Regions from separate parts of the Homo sapiens genome. Here region 2 is linked to region 1. The links are chromatin loops, found by intact Hi-C in ENCODE. Cell type or tissue: tibial artery. All regions are shown on one strand.

The links. Hi-C counts contacts between places; a loop is a spot of excess contacts. Peaks named below come from ENCODE experiments on the same cell type or tissue, not always from the same donor. Only the 100,000 strongest peaks of a DNase experiment are listed, where the experiment ranks them.
Region 2: a loop joins it to region 1, with 2.6 times the contacts of the local background. A loop is called at or near these places in 1 of 110 quality-filtered maps.

The regions. Positions count from the first base shown.
Region 1 is chr10:72,242,342-72,246,341 of GRCh38, forward strand. No RefSeq gene overlaps it. Among named protein-coding and RNA genes, the nearest start is that of ASCC1, 28 kb to the left of the region's middle. RefSeq lists an enhancer at 3,032-3,111. In tibial artery, a CTCF peak has its summit at 1,894 (motif pointing right); DNase peaks (open chromatin) are centred at 540, 798 and 1,590; H3K27ac peaks cover 4,000 bases.
Region 2 is chr10:71,983,637-71,987,636 of GRCh38, forward strand. All of the region lies in intron 1 of CHST3 (carbohydrate sulfotransferase 3), which reads left to right. Among named protein-coding and RNA genes, the nearest start is that of CHST3, 21 kb to the left of the region's middle. RefSeq lists enhancers at 1,332-1,381, 1,442-1,511. In tibial artery, no CTCF peak of the experiment used is centred here; DNase peaks (open chromatin) are centred at 1,625, 2,265, 2,575, 3,675 and 1 weaker place; H3K27ac peaks cover 3,837 bases.

The sequences.
Region 1 (4,000 bases):
TTTTACAATGGGAGAGGTCAAAGAAAAAGGGGATAATTGGCCAGGCACGGTGGCTTACACCTGTAATCCAAGCACTTTGGGAGGCCGAGGCAGGTGGATCACCTGAGGTCAGGAGTTCGAGACCAGCCTGGCCAACATGGCGAAACCCCATCTCTACTAAAAGTACAAAAATTAGCCAGGCATGGTGGCAGGTGCCTGTAATCCCAGATACTCGGGGGGCTGAGACAGGAGAATCGCTTGAACCTGGGAGGCGGAGGTTGCGGTGAGCTGAGATCGCGCCATTGCACTCCAGCCTGGGCAACAAGAGTGAAACTCCGTCTCAAAAAAAAAAAAAGAAAGAAAGAAAAGAAAAAGGGGATAATTGACGGACGGATCCCTGAGGAAGTGGGAGGAGGTGAGAGCCAGAGCCTGGCTGGCGTGAGGCGGGAGAACAGGATGTGCTGCTGTGGGTAAATGTGTAGGAGGGGCAGCAGGAAGAGGGGGCATTCCCATCCAGTGGCCTCTCTTTTCTCAGTAAAGGAGAGGCAAGTTGGCCTACTGCCTGTGTCCCAGGGTCAGAAGGCTTGCCAAACCTATTCAGGGGCCTGTTGCAGTGAGAGGCCTTGCATTTACAGTAGCACCACTCTTTGGGGAAGTCCACCAGCAGCTCCCAGCAGCCTGGCAGGAGGAATGGAAAAAATGAGCAGTTGGTGGTTGAAGTCTTGCATGGTAGGGGTAAGGGGCTAAGCAAATTGTTGGACCAGGCTGGAGAGGGAGGGAAGTGAAAACAAAAAGAGGCCCCCAGAGAGAAACTAACAGGGTCAACCACTTATTGAGGGTCTACTATGACACAGGCAATGTGTAGGGAAAGAGAAATAAAAAGGTATGGCAGGCCGGGCACGGTGGCTCACGCCTGTAATCCCAGCACTTTGGGAGGCCGAGGTGGATGGATCACCCGAGGTCAGGAGTTCAAGATGAGCCTGGCCAACATGGTGAAACCCCGTCTCTACTAAAAATACAAAAATTAGCCGGGCATGGTGACGCACGCTTGTCGTCCCAGCTACTTGGGAGGCTGAGGCAGAAGAATTGCTTGAACCCGGGACGCGGAGGTTGTAATGAGCCGAGATCGCACTGTTGCACTCCAGCCTGGGCGAAAGAGCGAGACTCCGTCTCAAAAAAAAAAGGGCAATAGTTTCCAAACCTGGCATTCTTCAGAATTAAGCTGAAAAAAATAAAAAATGCAGAATCCTGGCTTCATTCCTGGGGTCTAGTAGGTCTAAGGGAAAGGGGGGTTGCACATGACAGTTATGTAGTCAGATCTGGAAGCCTCTTGGACCCATAGAAGAGGCAGAGGAGTAAACAGACGCGTGCAATATATACCGTGGGATAAGGCCATGGCCCTGGTCTGTACAGGCTGCCATGGAAGCCAAGAGGACTTGGGAGTGGGAATGCCGAGGAGATGACAAGGAGCCTTTCCTAGAGAAGGCGAGCCTGCTCTTGAACATGATGATGAGAGACAGCGCGCCACACACAAAGGGAAAGATGCCAAAGAAGCGTTCCACGCACAGGGAACAGCATGTGCAAAGTCAGGAACTCCAGGTCCCTTGGAACACACATGTGGAACTGCAGCTCATTTGGTGTGGATGGAGCACAGCACGTAAACGGGGGTGTGGTGAGAAGTCTCAGGAGAAGGAAGCAAGAACCAGATTGTCTGAGCCTTGTTCACCACACTCCACTTTCCATCCAAAGCACATTCTTCAGAAAGAGCCAGGGACGCCTAAGAGGCCAAGAATCCCAACTTGCACAATAAATAACTTAGAAAGCAGGCTCGGCTGGGCCTGGAAGGGTTAGACCCATCGGCTGGTATAATGCAGCAAATGTGATTTTTGCAGACCACTAGGTGGTGAGCAGTATTTTTGCTGTGACTGCAGACAGCATTCACAGATTTTTAGTTATTTATTTACTTTAAGGGAGAGGCATATGTCCTAAACACGCAAAGAATTATCGAAGGAGCCTTCCTTCTGGGCTCTGAGCCAAAACCAGGATAACAGACAGCCTGAAGTATCACATTTAAAGTATATGGACATTGTGGAAAGATGTTTTTCCCCCATATGGCTTCTCCTCCCTTTTGCCCTGGGCCCTGAAAGCCTGAAGTAGACTCCCACACTCTTTCTCTCCCTCTCTGTTCTCAGAAATCTCCAGACATATATTTGAAGATAAACCAACAAACACAGACATTTCATTTGTTTAGCAAACCGAAAGGTTACGTTTGGGGGGCTGTTCAAGTCATACTCTACCCACTTAACTTTCTGCAGTCTCCAAAATAGAGTCAATCTGTAATATCTTACAAAGTCAGAGTGACTTAGCTTTCAAAATAAACACACAATGATCGGAGGACAACCTAGGACTTTGCCATCCCAGGCCAATGTCATTCCCCAGAAAGGACTCAGGGCTCATTCTGTAATCCTGCTCCAATGCTCAAGGCTAGAGAATGCTTTTTGCCTGCACTCCTGATAATGAAAAGGAAAATCAGACTCTCAGGAGCAGCCCAAGACCACAGCTGGAGTATAAGACTCCATGGCCTCCAGAAACCTGACTCAGGAGCCGGGAAGAAGGCAGAACATTGTCCCCAAGGCATCTCTCAACACAGAGGTATCCATCCCGAGGGCTAGAAAAGATTCTGGAAGAGGAGAATGAAGGATCAAGGAGAAAGGCAGCCTTGCTATCTGAAAGCACAGGGCCCTGACACCACCTGTAGTTAAGCCTTATCTGGTACCCTGCCAGCCAAGGAGTGTCCTCATTAGGCAAATAGGAAAACAGAGGCTGAGTCCCAAAAGTCTGCAGCTTCACTTGACCCTGGGGATCAACTCCTCCTCCAACTGCAAAGGGGAATTTCTTGCAGATAAGCAATCTCCCATTCTGAGTTATTGCAGTCTCTTTTTCTACCCTGCTGACTCTGTGGCCACAGTGCACTTTCCACTTAAAAGAGTTAGGCCAGGCCAGGTGTATAATCCCAGCGCTTTGGGAGGCTGAGGCGGGCAGATCACTTGAGGTCAGAAGTTCAAGACCAGCCTGGTCAACATGGTGAAACCCTGCCTCTGCTGGGTGCGGTGGCTCACACCCAGCACTTTGGGAGGCTGAGGCTGGTAGATCACGAGGTCAGAAGTTCAAGACCAGCCTGGCCAATATGGTGAAACCCCGTCTCTACTAAAAATACAAAAAAATTATCTGGGCGTGGTCGTGGGTGCCTGTAATCCCAGCTACTGGGGAGGCTGAGGCAGAGAATTGCTTGAACCCGGGAGGCGGAGGTTGCAGTGAGCTGAGATCACGCCATTGCACTCCAGCCTGGGCGACAGAGCGAGACTCTGTCTCAAAAAAAAAAAAAGGAAAAAAAAAGAAAGGCTGCTTCTACTAAAAATACAAAAATTAGACGGGCATAGTGGCACGCGCCTATAGTCCCAGCTACTCAGGAGTCTAAGGCACAAGAATCGCTTGAACCCAGGAAGCAGATGTTGCAGTGAGCTGAGATCACACCACTGCACTCCAGCCTGGGCGACAGAGTGAGACTCCGTCTCAAAACAAAAAGGTAGGCTCCTAGAAGGAGGCTAATTGGAAGCTGCTGAGGGGGATGGAAAGTCTTCAATAACAAAGGTAGGAGTGATCAGGAGGGCCTGGGCTCAGAATTCACACCTCTCATTCTGTACCCAGTGTCTCAGGGTAGGTAGAAGTAGCACCCAGGCACTGGGAACCCTGGGAACATTCATCATGGTTAACACATGGTGAGTGAAGGGTTACTATATGTGGGGCATTGTGCCAAGCACTCCCCACGCACGATGTCATTTACGAAAAGACCATGTGGGATGGGAGGAAGCCACCAAGTTATGGCAGGGATGGCAGGAGAAAATCCTACAGCCTAAGACTACAGGGTCCTTGGCTATTATATTCATTTGACAGGGCTGCCATAACAAAATACCACAGACTGAGTGGCTTAAACAACAGAAGCTTATTGTCTTGCAGTTCT
Region 2 (4,000 bases), 260 kb before region 1:
GACGGGGTTTCACCATGTTGTTCAGGCTGGTCTGGAACTCCTGAACTCAAGTGATTCACCTGCCTCGGCCTCCCAAAGTGCTGGGATTACAGGCGTGAGCCACTGCGCCTGCCCAAGACCATGCATATTTTTTAGAGTAAAAGTATGAAATACAAACAAATACAGAGAGTTTTCCAGATGAGGCAGGAAAATAGGGTCTAGAGGCAGGGAATGTAAGGCCAATCACACTTCAGCTATAACAGGAAATACCCTCTCCATAGCTCGTGCTCTGTAAATGACTTTGTAACTTTACTTCATCCTCTCCATTTACATAGGGCGTACCCAAAATAACAAATGGAATCCTCTAGAGGGTATTTAAACTCCCCAAAATTCTGTAACGGGCCTTTTGTTTGTTTGTTTGTTTTGAGACACAGTCTCACTCTGTCACCCAGGCTGGAGCGCAGTGGCGCAATCTCAGCTCACTACAGCCTCCGCCTCCCAGGTTCAAGCAATTCTCCTGCCTCAGCCTCTCGAGTAGCTGGGATTACAGGCATGCGCCACCGCACCCAGCTAATTATTGTATTTTTAGTAGAGACGGGGTTTCATCATGTTGTCCAGGCTGGGTTCGAACTCCTGACCTCAAGTGATCTGCCCGCCTCAGCCTCCCAAAGTGCTGAGATTACAGGCGTGAGCCACCATGCTCGGCTGACGGCCTTTTGAGCTCCTGTGCTCGGGCCGCCCCACGCTGTGGAGCGCACTTTCTCAGTAAATCCCTTCATCCCTTCCTTGCTTTGTGCGTTTTGTCTAACTCTGTGTTCAAGACACCAAGAACCTGGACACCCTCCACCTTTAACACAAAGCCACACCACAAGTTGGTGACAGGTCCTGAAAGATCAGTTCCTGACTAGGACTCTGATCTGTCCACTGCTGTACAGCTGCTCCCTTCTGGCTAAATCAGCTTGCTCAGACACAGAGCATAGTGGTTGAATTTGTGGACTGTGGAGCCAGGCTTCCTGTGTTCCGATCCCAGCTCTGCCTTTAACTCAGGGTAAGTTTTCTCATCCCCTTGCCTTTGATGGGGATGGTGACTATTATCCATAAGCATTATCCAGGGTTCTTCCAAAGATTAAGTACATTTATGTACATGAAGTACTTGGAACAATTCCTTGTTCACTGTGTTAACTTCTGTTACTATTCAGCTCCTCTAGGGCAGGGGCTGTGTCTTTTCCTTCCTGTTCCTAGTGCCTGGTTCCATGCTTGGCCCAGAGCAAGTCCTCAGCAAATGAATATACTTGTTTCATGTGAGCTTTTGTCACTCAGAGATTCTTTAGGTACTTTCCCAAAAGCTTGCACTCTTACAAATTTCCATCTTAGTTCTTCAAATCTTTCTTCTCCTCCTTCCTGCCGCAGAATTGCCATAGAGCAGCCTGAAGCTTGCTCTGCCCCTTGCAAAGTCCAGTGAGCCGTTCAAAGATAACCCAGATGTCCCAAGCCTCCCAGCCAGAGTGCCTGTGCTGCGCAGCTGGCGTGGTTGCCCCAGTCTCCTTCGCCCCAAGGCCATGCTTGGCCGACCCCCTGACCCGCTGAGGTTGCGCAGAGCTTTTTGGGCCCTGTAGCAGCACTGCTTGGGCACCAAGCCTTGCATGGTCTCATGGGACTCACTGCCTGCAGCCGCTAGTCCCAGCTCCCCTCCTTACCAGAACCCACACCATGTTGTCCAGCTGATGGGGGATCACATATCATGCTATTCCCTCCAGGATCCTGTCCCCTGTTTTTCTCCCCCTGCCATGAGGAGTAGCATCCTCATTTAGCCTTTCCCTCAGAAAGTCCCCACGCTTATCACTACACATGAATAGATCCCAGGAAGGTCACTTTCTCATGGTTCTGCAAAAAGCCAAACTCCAGTTGAGGTCCAGTTTGAACCCAACTAGTTCACTCCTCTGCCCTAGAAAGGCCATTTCTGCTCAATCTTACTGCCCCACCTCTACTTCCAACTTGCAAAGATCTCTTGAAACCCTGCCTCCTGTTGTGGGAGCTAGTTTTCTTTTCTTTTTTTTCCTTTTCATTACACAGTTTCATTTTGACATAACAGTAGATTCACACGCAATTTTAATAAATTGTACAGAGAGGTCTCATGAATCTGTTACCCACTTCCCCCTATGGTAACATTCTGTGAAAGCCTAGCCTAATGTCACAATCAGAATGTTGACTTCATACAGAATCCCCTGTGGTGCCCTTTTATAACTACACTCACTTCCCTCCTGCCCCCACCCCTTCCTTGACCCTTGGCAATACTAGTCTGTTCTCCATTCTTACAGTTTTGTCATTTCAGGAATGTTCTATAAATGGAATTATGCAGTGTGTAACCTTTTGTGATTGGCTGTTTTCACTCAGCACAGTTCCCTGGAAATTCATCCAAGTTATTGTATGTGTATCAGTGTTGTTTTTTTTTACTAAGTAGGTAAAACAAGGGACACAGACCTGTTCTCCTGGCATCCCTCCCTGGTTAGCAAGAGATTCAGCAGGCCGCTGCCACTCTGGCCTTGCTGATAGCTAGTGTGTGTGCAGGCAGCAGCTCCCGCTGTCTGTAAGAGCGCCAGGGTAGTGAAGTTGGGTGCTCTAAAAGTAGTGGCTCTCCATCTTTGCTGATTCTAGGTTAGAATCACCTAAGGAGCTTTAAGTAATCTTGATGCCCAGGCCACACCAATGCAATCTGAATCTGGAGGTGGCACCCAGGCCTCAGTGATTTGTAAACTTCTCTGGATGATTCTTATGCTGTCAGAGTTGAAAACCAGTCCTCTAAAACAGCCGCAGCAGATTCACAATAGCTGTGCCATCCTCCACCCATGATAGATGTCACAGAGCAATCGCAGCACTCGTATTTTCAAATACGGCGCTCCAGGCAGCCCCTTCCCATCTGTCAGCTTTGGCCCGGGGTGGAAATTGACTTGCCCTCTTAGCTGAGAAACCGTTTGGCCATGGCCATGTCCAGGTGTGCCCAGGCCCGAGGCCTGACATGTTAGGTGAGTGTCCCTGTAAGTAATGCTGGAAAGGTGGGCCCTTGACCGATAGGAATAGTTGCAGCAGGCAGAGATCGCCTGGGGCTGGTTCTATAAGATAAACCCGAAGTGGATCAGCCAGTGTCCCTCCCCTGCAGCCCAGCATGGGGAGAGATGTACCCAAGAAATACCAACCAACAGTGCCATTGGCATAGACGGGCTCTGGCTGACATTTGTTCAGACCAGCAATAATGCCCAGCCTGTGTGCAATCTTCCCAATTTTCGGAGCTCACACAGCTTCCTTGATGCTCACAACAACCCTGTGGGGCCAGCCTAAGCTCAGAGAAGTTAAATTCCTCACCCAACGTCAGCAGAGAGTAAGTGGGAGAGCTGGGACCCACTCCAAGTCTGTCCGAGTTCAGGGCCATCTGTCCAACGCTCAGAGCAGTTAGACAATTGACCTCTGTTTCCACTGGCAGACCGAGTGTAGATGGGCTCCTCTGTGGCCATAGATCAGTCAGAGGATAGCAGCAGACACATGCGGACCAAGCCTCCTGCTGCCCAAGACCCCTGTGGCCCCTCTCTCCCTAACCGCTGCTTCTCCTACAGATCTAGTGCAGAGATGTTGGACAGAACACAAGAGGTTGAAGTCAGGGCGGGAGCAGGAAAAAAAAAAAGAATAAGAAGAAAAGAGGCTGGAGTTCCTCCTTTCATCACAGGAATAAAACCCCTTCCTGCTGTCAATGGGACCATTAAGTGGGAGTTTGAGGAAGCTCCAGAGGATTCAAATTCTGTTGCCACTGTATAGAAACAGAGGAGACCGACGCAGTGACTCACATCTGTAATCCCAGCACTTTGGGAGGCTGAGGCGGGCAGATCACTTGAGGTCAGGAGTTCAAGACCAGCCTGGTCCGCATGGTGAAACCCTGTCTGTACTAAAAATACAAAAAAATTAGCTGGGCGTGGTGGTGCCTAACTGTAATCCCAACTACTCGGGAGGCTGAGGCAGGAGAATGGCTTGA